2 separate regions of the Homo sapiens genome follow, and region 1 is linked to region 2. A link is a loop called in an ENCODE intact Hi-C map of the cell type or tissue named here. Cell type or tissue: mammary epithelial cell. All regions are shown on one strand.

The links. Hi-C counts contacts between places; a loop is a spot of excess contacts. Peaks named below come from ENCODE experiments on the same cell type or tissue, not always from the same donor. Only the 100,000 strongest peaks of a DNase experiment are listed, where the experiment ranks them.
Region 1: a loop joins it to region 2, with 2.9 times the contacts of the local background. A loop is called at or near these places in 5 of 110 quality-filtered maps.

What each region holds. Positions count from the first base shown.
Region 1 is chr5:172,555,295-172,563,294 of GRCh38, reverse strand. It overlaps LINC01944 (long intergenic non-protein coding RNA 1944), which reads left to right and starts at 4,281. Exons shown (of 3, transcript NR_146726.1): 1 at 4,281-4,356; 2 at 5,200-5,428; 3 at 5,793-6,570. In mammary epithelial cell, no CTCF peak of the experiment used is centred here; DNase peaks (open chromatin) are centred at 1,954, 3,554 and 3,964; H3K4me3 peaks cover 223 bases; H3K27ac peaks cover 1,660 bases.
Region 2 is chr5:172,475,653-172,483,652 of GRCh38, reverse strand. It overlaps LOC105377727 (a long non-coding RNA gene), which reads right to left and starts at 4,602. Exons shown (of 2, transcript XR_941225.3): 1 at 4,049-4,602. RefSeq lists enhancers at 3,329-3,948, 3,949-4,570. In mammary epithelial cell, a CTCF peak has its summit at 4,479 (motif pointing left); a DNase peak (open chromatin) is centred at 4,502.

The DNA of each region.
Region 1 (8,000 bases), 80 kb before region 2:
CCTCCCCTGGTTCTTGCTGCTTGTGATGTAAATCCATTTTAACCAGCTCATAGCAGACCTGCAGAGGGTGCACTGACTTCTTCTCTGCCCCAAGGGCAGAAGACTGTGAAGGTAGCTAACACAGTGCTTGGCACAAGTGAGTGCTCAATAGCCATCTGGCCTCTGCCACCCTTTATGTCTTCCTCTCCTGCCTTTCTCTCCTGGGCTCCCTGGGCTTCCGCCTCACTGGCCTCCCCACTGTTGCTAGGCAGCACCAAGCTTGTTCCTACCCCAGGGCCTTTGCATTGTGTTTCCTCAGGCTGATACACACTTCCAAGCTCAGCTCTTCAAGTTTGCTGTCTCCTTCTTGTCACTTAGGGCTCAACTCAAATGTCACCTACTCAAATCACCTTCCCTGACCTCCCAGACTAAGGTCACAGCCGCCAGCCCTGGTGGCTCTCTATCATATCACCCTGTTTTATTTTCTTCATGGCATTTATTACTTTCGGAAATTATTAATGTTTAGAATCTCTTTCCTCCCCCTATATGTTTAACTCCAATATGACGGAGTCCTTGACTCTCACATCTACTGCTATGACCCCATACGAGGAACCATGCATGGTATGCCGGAGGCAATCTCTAAATATTCACTGGGCACACAAATGAGCAAATGCAGAAGTTCTGAGTGTACAGTGTCAAGTCTGAAGTAGCTGGCCTTGCTAGCAAGACGTTTCTTTGAAATCTTATGGTTTATCTTTAAACGTCACATGAATTTTGCACGGTCATGCATTATCTCCATGTTTGTTTCAATTTTTAGAAATGGGTTTTTGCCTCCATAAAGATGAGTAAAACGAAGCCTCTTGGAGGGTGCATTTCACTTCTCCTGTAGCCTTGTAAGCTCTTGCACTATGTTGGAGAATCACAGATCTGGCCCGCATGCTGGCAAAGTGCACAGACTCTATGCATGACACGTTATAGGGAAACGGTCTCTCCTGCCCACTGCCCATGGGGTGTAGACTGAACCAACCATTTAGGAGAGCAATTCGGCATATCCAATAAAATGGAAAATGTACATATTCAAAAACCATAGTAGACTGCAAAAAATGGCCCCAATTCCTCCCCTCCCTGTGTTCATACCCTTTGCAATGTGACTTGCCACTCTTCCTATCAAGAAGTGAGTTTTCCAGTCTGAGCAATAATGAGACTTCCATTCTACAAAAAAATTTACAAATTAGCCAAGCGTGGTGGTGAACACCTGTAGTCCCAGCTACTCAGGAGGTTGGGGTGGGAGGATCACTTGAGCCCAGGAGGCAGACTGTAGTGGATTTTATTTTCCCATCTGTTGAATCTGTGGGGTCTCCTGATCTGCTTTGGCTGATAGAATGGAGCATGAGTGATGGTGAGCCAGTTCTAAGCCCAGACTTCAAGAAGCCCTGAGTAATTCCACTCTCTCTCAGGCCCCTGTCCCCACCACGGGAATGAACCCAAGCCAGTCTGATTGAGGAAGAGAGGCCACATAAAGCAGAGATGAGTTTCCCAGCTAAGACCATCCAAGACCAGCCAGCCCCCAGCTGACCCGCCAGCCAGCCCTGAACACATAAGTAACACTCAGCTGTGATCAGTTAAGCTGAGGTCAGATCAGCAGAACTACCCAACCAACAACCAGTTGACTGATGAGAATAAACGATTGTTGTTTTAAGCCATTAAATCTTGAGTTGTTTGTTACACAGTATTGTTGTGGCAATAGATAACTGATACAAAACCTTGATGGTTCCACTCCTTGGAATCTGCCTTGAGAAACACACACATATCAGCAAAGAAAGCAAGGACAAGGATGTTTGTTGCACCACTGCAACAACAAAACACCACGAGCAAACCTAAGTATCCAGCAGTAGGAAAATTGATTCATAAACTATGATTCATCCTTACAATGGAATTCTAACCAACAAAAAGAACAAGGCAGATCAACATGTACTGACATGGCAAGACCTCTAAGAGAGTTTGATGATTGGGAAAAGCAAGCTGAAGAATGATTTGTACAGCATTTTATCATGCATGTAAGAACACACCCATAAAAACATATACTGGATATTTGTGATGGGGGGGACATGTCTGCAAATATAAAGAAGGGGCTGGGCGTGGTAGCTCACGCCTGTAATCCCAGCATGTTGGAAGGCTGAATCAGGCAGATCGCTTGAGCTCAGGAGTTCAAGACTAGCCTGGGCAACATGGCAAAACCCTGTCTCCACAAAAAAAAAAAATTAAATTAGTTGGACATGGGGCACGCATCTGTGGTCCCAACTGCTTGGGAGGCTGAGGTGGGAGGATCACTTGAGCCTGGGAGCTGGAAGTTGCAGTGAGCTGTGATCGCACCACTGCACTCCAGCTTAGGCCATAAAGCAAGACCTTGTCTCAAAAAACTAAAAATAAAGAAGGATCTCTGAGAAGAAACAAGGGGTTATAAAGGGATCCCTCAGTGCATTCATGGGAGTCTCAAGTCTTACATAAGACATTTTTCCTATTCTTGCAAGATGAATACATTTATGTATATTACTCATGTAATAAACCATTCCAGTTTTAAAAGTTAGGTTAGGAGAGGTAGGGATAATGGCACATGATCCTCTAATCCCCTCCCAAATTTCCAAGGTCTTCTCATGGGAGTGTCAAGGCCTTGGTTCAAGACTCCCCACATTTCATTTTCAAAATCCCATATGAGATGCAAGCCTGTGAAAAGATACTTAACATTATTAATCACCGGAGAAATGCAAATTGAAACCACAGTAAGATACCTACTAACCCCTACTAACAACATGGCTAAAATTTAAAAGATTTCCAATATCAAGTGATGGCAAGGATATGGAGTAACTAGAACTCTTAGACATTGCTGATGGGAGTGTAAAATGTACAGCCTCTTTGGGAAAAGACTGGAAGTTCCTTATAAAACTAAACATACATTTATAATATGCACTAATAACTCCACTGATATTTACTCTCCTGGTATTTACTCAAGAGAAATGAGAGCATATGTTCACCCAAAGACTGGAAACAACCTAAAATGGTTATTAGTAAATGAATGAGTAAATTAATTGTGTCGTGTCCACATAAATGCAATACAACTTGGCACTAAAAAGGAATGGACCCGGCCGGGTGTGATGGCTCACGCCTGTTATCTCAGCACTTTGGGAGGCCCGGGGGGGGTGGATCACTTGAGGTTGGGAGTTCGAGACCAGCCTGGCCAATATGGTGAAACCCTATCTCTACTAAGAATACAAAAATTAACCGCGTGTAGGGGTGCACGCCTGTCATCCCAGCTACTAAAAATACAAAAATTAGCCAGGCGTGGTGGTGGGTCCCTATAATCCCAGCGACTCGGGAGGCTGAGGCAGGAGAATTGCTTGAACCTGGGAGGCGGAGGTTGCAGTGAGTCGAGATCGCGCCACTGCACTCCAGACTGGGCGACAAAGCAAGACTCCATCTCGAAAGAAAAAAAAAAAAAGGAATGGACCTGTGATTCACTCAGCAATGTAGGTGAATCTCAGAAACATTTCGTGGCATGAAAATAGCCTGATGCCAAAGAGTCCATCCTAGGTGATTTCATCCATATAAAATTTTAGAAAAGGTGAAACCAACACATAGTGACAGAAGGCAGATTAGTGATTAGTTAGGGCAGAGTGGGTATTGACAGATGGGGCAAGAGGAAATGTTATTGGAGAGATTCTAAATCTTGATGGGGGGGGGTGATGATTTTTTGGTTTTGTGGGTTTTGTAGGTTTTTAGTAGGTTTATCCAAACTGTGAATTTTATTGTACGTGGATTATATCTCAATAAAGCTGAGAGCGTGCAAAAGACTTTATTCCTTCCAGCCAGGTCCATGGGTCCCAGCACTGCTGCCTCCTTAACTGGTTGCAAAACAGAAACCGGCACTCTCTCTCCTCTCTCCTTTCTCAGGTTCCTGGGCCAGTCTCCCAAGACAGTGAGTAATTAGCCGCGAAAGAGTCTTGGATGTGAAGCCAAAAACAACAGCAGTGTCACATCAGATGCTGAGACATCTCCAGCTAAGAGCTGAGCTCAGCCCCCACCCGCCCCCTCCACCCCCCAGCCGCAGCCACCAGCAGAAGGAAAACAGCCCCGTGCGGCTGAGTTCAACCAGGGCTGCCTTTCTCCACCGTGTCCGCCATTCTGGTCTCGTGCCGCAGCAGGCATTGCTAGATGATTGCCGTCATGGCTCATACTAACAATAAATAGGTCCTCCCGGGGACCCACCACCCAAACTCCTTGTGCCGGGAACAGCTACTAAAGGGGAGGCCCTTTCCATATTCCGCTTCATTCTCCCCTCCTGGCGTGCCTCAAGGAACGACCACTGTCCCCAGGTTACAGGTGAGGAAGCCGAGGCTCTGAAATATGACTGCGCCAAGTGGCCAGAATCTCGAGCAGCCTGACTGCCTCCCGCCCCAGCCCCTGGAGGCCTCGAGTCCTCCTTTACAGAAATGCCTCCCACCCCCAGCCCAGTTCATTCCAGCAGCCTCCGAGCTCCCCCTTCTCCATCCCTCCCTGCGGTCTGAGCCCTGCCTTCCGAGCCCTGCCTTCCCAGTGTGGAAGGGGAACTGGGTGGGGTAAGGCACCTCTGTTTTCTCACGAAAAAGTCCCTCTCTAGGGCGGAGGCCCTTGAAGAAGAAGGAAAGGCTGTGGGGATTGATGGGCCCCTGGAGGACTGTCATGGGGGGTGGGTGTCTGCAAGTCCAGAGGCACATCCTGCCCCCTTTCAGGGGCCTCTGGTGTGGGGTCTGGAAGTGAGTGGCTGGTGCAGGCTGTGGTCTTCCTGCTAAGCCACTAGGGCTGCTGGGGCCATAGCCTCCAGAGCCTGCTCACAACTGGTCTACTCAGCCTCCAGTCCAAGCCGCTGAGCACAGATCTCAGGGCCCTGCACGTTCTGGGCCGTGCCTCCTGACATCTGAGATGAGAACGAGCCCTCCAGGAGGTCCCATATGATGTGCCCCTGTGACCTGCATTGTCTGGAGGCAGTAGACCCAGTAGTTGGTGACCAGGAGTGAAAATCTGAACAGTCTCCTGTGTGTCCCTGGGCAACTTGCTCAACCTCACTGATCTCTGAAAATGGGCACGATAATAGGACCTGGGTGGTTGAGAGTACACCACAGGACCACATGTGCCTTTCTTGGCCCACACTGGTCCTTCTGCCTGGAATTATTTTCCACTTGTCAGGTGCTTCTTCACCCCAACAAGGCTCAATCAAGTGTGTTCTTCTCTGGGAAGCTGCAGACATCTGACCCCAGGCCACAGAGTCATACCCAGTCTGGCTCCCACAGCCCTCCCAGGCTGTCTGGTGTCAGTGCAGTGCTGTGGATGGGAACACACCTCTACCATGTTGAGCTGCTCTGAGGTTTAAATGCGTTACTGCTAATTGGGATCTTGGAACAACTCCTGGTGCATAGTGAGTACTCAAGAAAATGTGATGTCTCTTTATTCTCTTAGCAACTTTTGTCCTGGGTGAAAGTTGTCTGCCCTCCTCACCGGCCTGCAGGCTCTTCTAGGGCAGGATGGGGCTTGGTTCCTGTCTGCATCTGGTGAATCCCCTGACACACATTAGGTATCCTTACTCAAGGGAAGAGGGGCTTGCCTTTGGGACGGGGATGATGAAACTCAGCAGCCTTTGCAGGGTTTGTGATTTAGCCTGTGTCATTTTTGTGTGTCAGCGTAACTCTGGCTTGGCTTAGCTCTGTCAAACTCTGTGGGATAAGAAGAGCAGAGCATGAACCTGAAAACACACCCCAACCCCAAATTATTTCTGTTTCCAGGACACACACAGGACAGACTGGAATAAATACTGGTGGTTTATCACAGGAAGGCTGGCCTCAGCTTGGGAGAGTAAGCGTGCATGCATACACAGCCAGCTGATTTATTGTGACCCGAGCCAAGCACTGAACAGAGCGAGGCCATTTATCTACTTGGTTGGAGGAGAGGTCAAGAGAGAGAAGTCAGAGATTAAGCTAAATAGTTCAGTGCCTTTGTTAACTCCCGGGGCGTCTCCTCTGCGCGGCTTGTGTTCCCAGGGAATACTGTCATGAGCTCCACAGGGAAGACTGGACTCCTTCTTGGGGAGACAGCCCTGGCCCCAGGGAGCAGCGTGGCCAAGGACATTCTCAGCCTCTTGGGGTTGCCAAAAGGGAGCAGAAGCAGGAGGAGGGAGGGGGGGAGCTGGGAGGAACACCCCATCGTGGAAGACCTGCTGCCAATGCGGGGCTGCAGTCCCAGTCTCTGCCGCCACCAGACCCTGGTCAGGAGACATCACAGACAGGCTCCCTTCTCCCGCCTTCATTCAGGGCTCTGCTCAAACAGCCCATTTGCAATAGGACTTCCTGCAGTGTCCTAGTTAAATACCCCAACCCATGCCCCCATCGTACGCTATCCCTTCCCCTGCTTTATGTTTCTTCATGGTGCTCAGCACCCTGACATATCTATGTCTGTATTTGTTTACTTATTGTTGGGTCTGTTTTTGAATGAAGTGCTATGTCTGTGGTGTAAAGTCCAACATGTGGCAGATTCTAGGTGCTCAATAAATATCTATTCAGTGAATGACGAATTGTTGCTAATAGTTTACAACTGCTGAATATGTGCCTAGATAAGCTTTGTAGATCTCACTGTATATAACACCTCAACAGTACCATGCTGTACATACTGTCCTTAGGCTCAGAGAGGCGAAGTGGCTTGCCCATGGCCACACAGCTGGAACCAGATTCAAACTCACCTGGCATCAGGGCCTGAGCTCTCAGCCACTCTCCCAAGAGAGGACATGGCCATGGACTTGTTTAGAGAAGGATTAGTCACGCCCCAGCCCAAGGCATCCTAGGAAAGGGGAACCTTGATCTGAAAAGAAATACTTTTTGCCTTCTCCCTGCCTTCATTCAGGGCTCTGATTCATTGCAAGAAGGCAAAAAAGAAAATTCTTTTTTAACAGTGAGATGACTTGGATGATTAAAGAGGAAGCTAAATATCCTAAATATTGAAAGCAAATTCCAGCCAGGCGCAGTGGCTCATGCCTGTAATCCAGCACTTTGGGAGGCTGAGGCGGGCGGATCATGAGGTCAGGAGAACGAGACCAGCCTGAAACCCCGTCTCTACTAAAAATACAAAAATTAGCTGGGCATGGTGGCACACGCCTGTAGTCCCAGCTACTCGGGAGGCTGAGGCAGGAAAATCTGGGAGGCGGAGGTTGCAGTGAGCCGAGATCGCGCCACTGCACTCCAGCCTGGCGACAGAGCGTGACTCCATCTCAAAAAAAAGAAAGAAAGCAAATTCCACCTAAAATGGAATTACCACTGTTTATTGAAAACCGCTGTGTGCCAGGCATCAGCCAAGAGCTTCCCGTCCATGACCCTGTTTAATCTTCCTGATAACCCCCAGCAGCACATTCTGTTATTATCACCATTGTAATAATAGCATGGCAGAGGAAGGCCTAGTTGTTTTCCTAGGGTCGCTGTATTAGTCAGGGTTCTCTAGAGGGACAGAACTAATGGAATAGATATACATATAAAGGGGAGTTTATTACGTATTAACTCACGTGATCATAAGGTCCCACAATAGGCCGTCTGCAGGCTGAGAGCCAGTCCGAGTTCCAAAACTGAAGAACTTGGAGTCCGGTGTTCGAGGGCAGGAAGCATCCAGCATGGGAGAAAGATACAGGCTGGGAGGCTAGGCCAGTCTCTCTTTTCGCATTTTTTTGCCTGCTTATATTCTAGCCGTGCTAGCAGCTGATTAGATGGTGCCCACCCAGATAAAGAGTGGGTCTGCTTTTTCCAGCCCACTGACTCCAATGTTAATCTCCTTTGGCAACACCCTCACAGACACACCGAGGATCAATACTTTGTATTCTTCAATCCAGTCAAGTTGACACTCAGTATTAACCATCACAGCCAGTAAGTTAGTGAGCAGCCCATCTCATTCCAGAGCCTGGGTCATCTCCTCTTTAACCTGCTGCTTTCATGCCTCATTGTATTAGACATAAA
Region 2 (8,000 bases):
CGGGCTCCTGAGAAAGCTTCTCCTCCCCGCTATGGAAAACAAAGTACCACCCCTCTCTGGATGTCATATGCAGATTTGTCTGGAGCTGTGGCAGCCATTTTGTCATCATGAGGGGAGTCATCACCAACAACCTAGATGGCAAAGAAGAAAGACCTGGTTGTGGCTGGGTGTGGTGGCTCACGCCTGTAATCCCAGCACTTTGGGATGCTGATGCGGACTGATCACCTGAGGTCAGGAGTTCAAGACCAGCCTGGCCAACATGGTGAAAACACCATCTCTACAAAAATAGAAAAAGTAGCCAGGCATGATGGCGGGTGCCTGTAATCCCAGCTACTCAGGAGGCTGAGGTAGGAGAATCACTTGATCCTGGGAGGCAGAGGTTGCAGTGAGCCGAGATCACACCATTGCACTCCAACCTGGGGGACTAAGCAAGACTCCATCTCAAAAAAAAAAAAAAAAGAAAGACCTGGTTGTCCCTGAATCAAACAATCTTGGAACTGTCCTACCTCCAGGTTGCTTGTTAAATGAAATGATCGATTTCTCATTGCTTAAGCTTCTTTTAGTTGAGGGGTCTGTTACATACTGCCAAAAGCACACCAATAGAAACAGGCACCTCCCCAAGCATGGGGAAGTCAGGGAAGGCTTTGAGAAGAGTCATCTTTAGGTTGGGCCTTGATGAATAATTAGGAGTTCACCAGGTCAACCAGGGTGGAAAGCACTGCAGACAGTGGCAAGAGCATGACAAAGACCCAGAGGTCTGGAAGAACAGGGGCTGCCGGTTCCGGAGCGTAAGACATATGAGCTTGAGCAGCAGCGGGAAGAGGCGATGCGGGAGGGTGAGTAGGATCCGGGTCATGAGGGACCCATCAGGCAAGCAGGCAGGCTACAGTGGCCTGACTTTACCTAGAAGGTGATGGAAGCCACAAAGAGGAATGTGGTGAAGCCCTCTGGAAGGACCTCTCTGGAGGCAGCATGGAGATGCCGGGGAAGCCGGAGGCAGAAGGAAAGCAGGGCCTGGGTGTGCTGCATGCGTGGACCTGTCCCAGGCCAGCAGCGTGGCTGGCTGCCAAGAGGTGAACACCAGGCAGCACCCAGGACCCGGCTGGACGCACCTGCCCCACCACCCAAGAGGCTGAAAGGAGGGATTTCACTTGCTAGAGTGTGGCAAAGTGGGATTGCATCACGCTTTAAAACCATCCACTGGTTTCCCATCACACTAAGAGTAAAATCCAAATTCCCTCCCTGGCCTCAAAGGCCCCACATCGTATTTCCTCCACTATCCCCAGATTCTAGTACTACTCATGGCACAACAGTGGACACAGAGGAATGTCTGTTCAGCTCATGCCCACATCTTCATCTTCATGTGGAATCTGAGGCCACTCAGACAGAGAAGAAATCAGCCTCATCAGCAGGAAGATACCCATCAGTTTTCCCATCTTGCTGTTATGTCTAAACTGATCTCTGGCAGATTATATAAGAAACTTAGAGGGCAGAGACTGTGACTTTTACATGCACAGGGTCTGAGTGCAGTCCTCCAGCTAGGTATTTAACAAGCACTTGCTGGTCGTGCAAACCAATGATGATGATGATGATGATGATGATGATCAGTCTGACAATCATGGAACAGCTGGAGATTGTGAAAATACAGAAAGCTAAGGTGGGGCCCTAACCTTGAACAGTTTATAATCGAAACAGACAAGCCACACAGAATGCTGATGATAATAGCACACACAGACAAAGGGCACAGGCTCCGGAGTCAGACAGGCTTTCATTTCAAACTCCAGCTCCACTGCTTGCTGCTGTGTGACCTGGAAAAATCCTCAACCTCTCTGTGCCTCTTTGTTCTCACCTACAGATGAAGATAGTCACTGTTACCTCAAAGGGCTATAAAAGCGTGGCTCAGCACACAGTAAGTCCTCCACAAATGATCATCAGGATTACAATTATAATCCTGATTACAACAGTTATGTTGTAAAAGAAAAACCTTACCATGTGGAGCAGCCATCCCCAACCTTTTTGGCACAAGGGACTGGTTTTGTGGAAGACAAAATACACGGTCCAAAACCATGGACAGGGCGGGGAGAGCAGGGGATGGTTTTGGGATGATTCAAGCACATTACATGTATTGTGCACTTTATTTCTATTATTATTACATTGTAATGTATAATGAAATAATTACACAACTCACCATCGTGTAGAGTAGTGGGAGCCCTGAGCTTGTTTTCCTGCAACTAGACGGTCCTATCTAGGGGTGATGGGAGACAGTGACAGATCATCAGGCATTAGATTCTTATAAGGAGCCGCAACCCAGATCCCTCACATGCGCAGCTCACAATAGGTTTTGTGCTCCTATTCAAATCTAATGTTGCCACTGCTCTGACAGGAGGCAGAGTTCAAGGGTAATGTGAGCGACGGGGAGCAACTGTAAATACAGATGAAGTTTCCCTCACTCACTTACCCACTGCTCACCTCCTGCTATGCGGCCTGGTTTCTAACAGGCCACAGACCCACACCAGTCCATGGCCCCAGGGTTGGGGCCCCCTGTTTTAGAGATACATATTATAATAGTTACAAGTAAAATTGATGAAACAAGAGTGGCCAGAAGTTGAAGACATAGCTGCAAGATCAGTACATTGGACTTCAAATTATATTATTCTCTATGTTTTTATTTGTTTTTGAAATTTTTCATCATAAAAAGTATATTAGGCCAGGTGTGGAGGCTTATGCCTGTAATCTCAGCACTTTGGGAGGCTGAGGTGGGAGGACTGCTTGAGTTCAGGAGTTTGAGACCAGCCTGAGCAATATAGCAAGACCTCGTCTCTACTAAAAAAATAAAAATAAAAATAAAATTAGCCAGGCATGGTGGTGCGCATCTGCAGTCCCAGCTACTTGGGAGGCTGGGACCGGAGGATTGCTTGAGCCTGGGAGGCAGAGACTGCAGTGAGCTTGATCACACCACAGCCCTCCAGCCTGAGTGACAGAGTGAGACTCTGTCTCACCAAAAAAATAAAGAGTATATTAGCCAGGTGCAGTGGTACACACCTGTAGTCCCAGCTACTTGGGAGGCTGAGGCAGGAGAATCACTTGAAGCCAGGAGTGCGAGGCTACAGTGTATGAGGATCATGCCTGTGATTAGCCGCTGTACTCCAGCCTGGGCAACATAGCCAGATCTCATCTTTAAAAAAAAAAAAAAAAAGCATATTTAAAAAGTTCTTCAAAGAACATGTAAGAAAGATACTCTAATTTCCCTGTTTTTCAGATGAGAATATGAGTCTCAGAGAGGTTAAGTTATTTGTCCAAAGTCACACAGCTCATGTGGCAACGGAGCCCGAATTCATACCCAGGTCAACAGGACTCTAGAACCCAGACTCTAACCATAACACCAGTCATCAGGAAAAAAATTACAAGACAACCAAAAATCGGTGCACATGTTCACTGAGAGATATATTTAGTCAAACAACTAAAAAAAGAACTGCTTTTAAAGGCCCAAACTGAAATGTAAATTGAAGGGAAACTTACTTCTTTCAATGATTCACTTGGGAGGAAAAAAGAAACTCTGCTCCTCTTTACTCATTTTCTTCAGTGCCTCTTTTTCTCTAAGGATCAGAGTTAGAGAGGGTGGTAATAAACAGTAATAGCAATACATGTGTCCTATCTTGCCACAAGGCCGGCCACTCTCCCTGCGTCTTCCAGAGGCTTCCCGCACAGGCCTGGGCACAGCATGGACGCTCCACAAAAGGCTGCCAATCTAAGACTGGTGGTGGTGGGAGGGGTGCACCCCACCATGGTTCCCTGGAGCCCCACAGTCTGGGTTCAAATCCAGTTTGCCCCTTGAGCTGTGTGACCTTGAGCAAGTCACTCTCCCGCTGGGACTCTTGCAGGGCCCTGAGCACTGTGCTGGACAAGTAGGCCTCACCGAGGAAGGGTTCCCCCCACCACCACTGCTCCTCCCTCTCGCAGAAGCAAGCCTTGCTGAGTAACACGAAGCATCAATCCAGCACCCTGTGTGAAACCATCGTAAGTTGTGAATGAGTGGAAATTGACTTACTAAGGCTGGGGCTGAATCATTCCCTGCATCTTCCGCATCTGCGGGGGCTCCCGGCGCAGAAGGCAGATGAATGGGCAGGGCGTGTGTCCCTGACAGCAGCAGCTCCAGCGTCTTCAGGTGCCACACTGCCTCCAGACGGCTTCCCTTTCACGGGGAGTGCATGGCGGGAGCTCACCTGTGTGCCTGGGGCATGTTCTTTGGAAGGCGGGGTCCCCAGCAGGGTGTTGGGAATGGAGGCAGTGGTCCCAGCCATGGGCAGCTCAGAAAGATCAGCTGTCTGTCCCCTCATTTCACACGAGGAAGCAACTGATTGAGAAACAAATTAGAATCTGAAGGGTTTGCCATTCATCCAGGACTCCCTCTGTCTGTCTGTCTGTCTGTGTGCCTGAGGATCGTTTGAAGGGCGGTGACAAAGCCCTCTGGTGGCGAGTCAGCCCGCTTCTCAGGGACGTCCACTGAGCACACGAGGAATAAGAAGGCAGTGAGTGCCCCCATCTGGCAGGAGTCAAGAATGTAGGACTCCTGATAAAAGATCCTAGAGGAATGACAATAGCCCCAAGGTGACATCATAGCAGGTTTAATGAGCACCTACTGTGTGCCAGGCTCATTTCATATGCTATCTCATTTAATCCTCACAATCACCCCCACGAAGCCCCATTTTACAGAAAAGAAAACTGAGGCTCCAAGGGGTTTACTGCTCTGGCCAAGGTCACTCAGTTATTCCATAGCACAACCACAATCAAACTCCGGGTCCAGGCTTTATTTGCCAGAGGGAGAAGGAGAGACGAAAAGAATGAAAATAACATTTATTGAGCATCATCTGTGTCCCACTTCTATGGACTGAATGGTGACCCCCCAAAATTCATGTTGAATCCCTAACACCCAATGTGATGGTACTTGGAGATGGGCCTTTGGAAGGTAATGAGGGTTAGACGACATCATGAGGGCAAGGAATTAACACCCTTGTGATGGAATTAACACCCTTATAAGAAAAGATACCAGAGAGCTCCCTCTCATTCTCCATCTTGTGAGGACACAGTAAGAAGGTGGCTGTCTGCACGTCAGGAAGAGAGTCCTCACCAGGATCTGAATTGGCCAGCACCTCCAACTTGAATTTCTAGCCTCCAGAACTTTGAGAAATAAATGTCTGTTGTTCCAGTCATGCAGTCTATGGTATTTTGTTACGGCAGCCTGAGCTGATAAGACAGCAGATAGCATGGCCCTCATGATAAGAGCAGCCCACACTTACTGAGTGCTTACTGTGTGCCACGCATGCAGTGTCTGAGGGCATTACCCAAACCACTGGTTTTCATTAATCCTCACAATAACCCTGCAAAGTAAGTACAATACATATCCTGATTTAGAAATGAGACACAGGGAAGATAAGTAACCCACTCCTGATAAAAGATCCTAGAGGAATGACAATAGCCCCAAGGTGACATCATAGCAGGTTTAATGAGCACCTACTGTGTGCCAGGCTCATTTCATATGCTATCTCATTTAATCCTCACAATCACCCCCACGAAGCCCCATTTTACAGAAAAGAAAACTGAGGCTCCAAGGGGTTTACTGCTCTGGCCAAGGTCACTCAGTTATTCCATAGCACAACACAGAAGCCAGAGCCTGTGTATGTAAGGGGCAGATCCGGCAGACAGAAATTACTGGCAATGCTAAGTGTGATCATGTGGTGTGCCAGTTCAGGTCCTCCAGGAAGTGGATGCCAAGATAGGATTCAATGTGCAAGAGAAAGAGATGTATTGGTGGAAACACCTGTGTAGGACAGAGAGGGAGCAGAAGGCAGCAGGGAGAGTTTGGGTGCTGTGCACATTTAACACCTAGGAAAGGAGAGCAAGAGGGAAGGACTGGGGAGGAAGAGCGCCAGACAGCAGCAGAATTCCGGGAATGTCTTGGCCAGGCTGATAGGGAGTTCCCAAGTCAAGGCGCTGATAGAGGAATCCCACATAGGGCAGGAATGGCCTGGTTCTAGTATTCCCACTGTGTTCAGTTGTGGCTGTGTCAAGTGTGACAGCAGAGTAGACCACTGGTGGGTTAAAAGTTACGGCCACTGAACTGTCCATCAAATGTGCTTCCCACAGTGGGTCCTCTTGAAGGGAGAGCTGAACAGAGCACCTTGGTGGCTGTCATGCTTGGTGTAGGTGGCATCCACCAGACCGCCCGGCCACTCCATTGTACCCTATACCTATTGTGATTGATCTCATGCATGGGACAATTCTTTGAGACCATGTGAATATTCTATACTCCAACAACCTATCTGTCTATTGGTTTTAGCATTTACTGATATGATCTTTGAACCAATTATGGGTTGCAAGATGATGATTTTCTGATCCTTTCATGGCTTTCGAATGCATTAGTTCTGTTGTTCTGTAAGACAGAACTCCCTTCTGCCTTTTTTAGTGTCACCATAAACTCATGGAGTTTTTCATTTACTATGTGATAAGCCATTCCCATCACTCTTCTTTCAATATTTCAGTTGTTCCCGAGTAGACCATCGGAGCCTCGTCCAACAGATCCTGTGTCCTTTTATTAATAGTTTGTCCACATCAGTCTTTGAGCCCTTCCTTTTGCTCCAGACTCACCTTGTATGTTCCCTGTCCATTACTTTGAGGAGTTGGTGAGGAATGGTCTTTAGAAACCAAGATCTGGGGAAAGGTGTCCTCACTGCTGTTTTAGTTAAATTTTAATTATTAGCTTACAATGATTGTTCCAAATCAAATTCAACACCCCAGGTTTCTCCCACGCTTTCCTTATGCCATACTTTTTTTTTTTTTTTTTTTTGAGACAGAGTTTTGCTCAGTCGCCCACACTGGAGTGCAGTGGCATGATCTCGGCTCACTGCAAGCTCCGCCTCCTGGGTTCACGCCATTCTCCTGCCTCAGCCTCCCAAGTAGCTGGGATTACAGGTGCCCGCCACTACGCCCGGCTAATTTTTTTGTATTTTTAGTAGAGACGGGGTTTCACCGTGTTAGCCAGGATGGTCTCGATCTCCTAACCTCATGATCCTCCCATCTGGGCCTCCCAAAGTGCTGGGATTACAGGCGTGAGCCACCATGCCCGGCCCCCTATGCCATACTTGAACCTCTCTTCTTCCACAGTGAGAACTCTGGCTGACAGTAACATCCATATATTAACTCCACTTCACAGTGCAAACGAATAACTACACCAATGCCACTACTGACAACTGCTCTACCAAGTTCATGGTTTAGTGGCGGTTATTTCATCCTTAAAATATAGCCCACTAAGAGTGTGCACGCACAGTCCTGGAATTACTTCCACTGTCAGTGTGGTTGCTATCAATTTGACAGGCAAGTTCGTTTGTTTCTATTGCTTTTCCCATCATTTGGTTTTTCTCTTTTTTGAGACAGAGTCTTGCTCTGTCACCCAGGCTGGAGTGCAGTGGTGCCATCTTGGCTCACTGCAACCTCCCGGGTTCAAGTGATTCTCCTGTCTCAGCCTCCTGAGTAGCTGGGATTACAGGCGCGTGCCACCACGCCTGGCTGATTTTTTGTATTTTTAGTAGAGACGAGGTTTCACCACGTTGGCCAGGCTGGTCATGAACTCCTGACCTCGTGATCCACCCACCTCAGCCTCTCAACGTGCTGGGATTACAGGCGTGAGCCTGTGGCCTCCCATCATTTTTATTTAATTTTGTATTCAGTAAATCATTTATATGGCTCAAAACTCAAAAATTGTAAAAAGATAGTGACTCTTTCATCTCTACCCTTTTCTCCCCATTTATTACTTTCATAGGTAATCATTTTCATTATTTCTGGACTTACTCTTCCCACATTCCATTTTTATAAATTGTAATGGTTTTACAAAAAAAAAATGGAACTTTTTTGCACTTAAAAATATATTTTGGAAACAACTCCATTCGGCTCATAGAAATCCTCTCAAATTTATTTTTTCATTAAATTTGAATTACTCAAGTAAA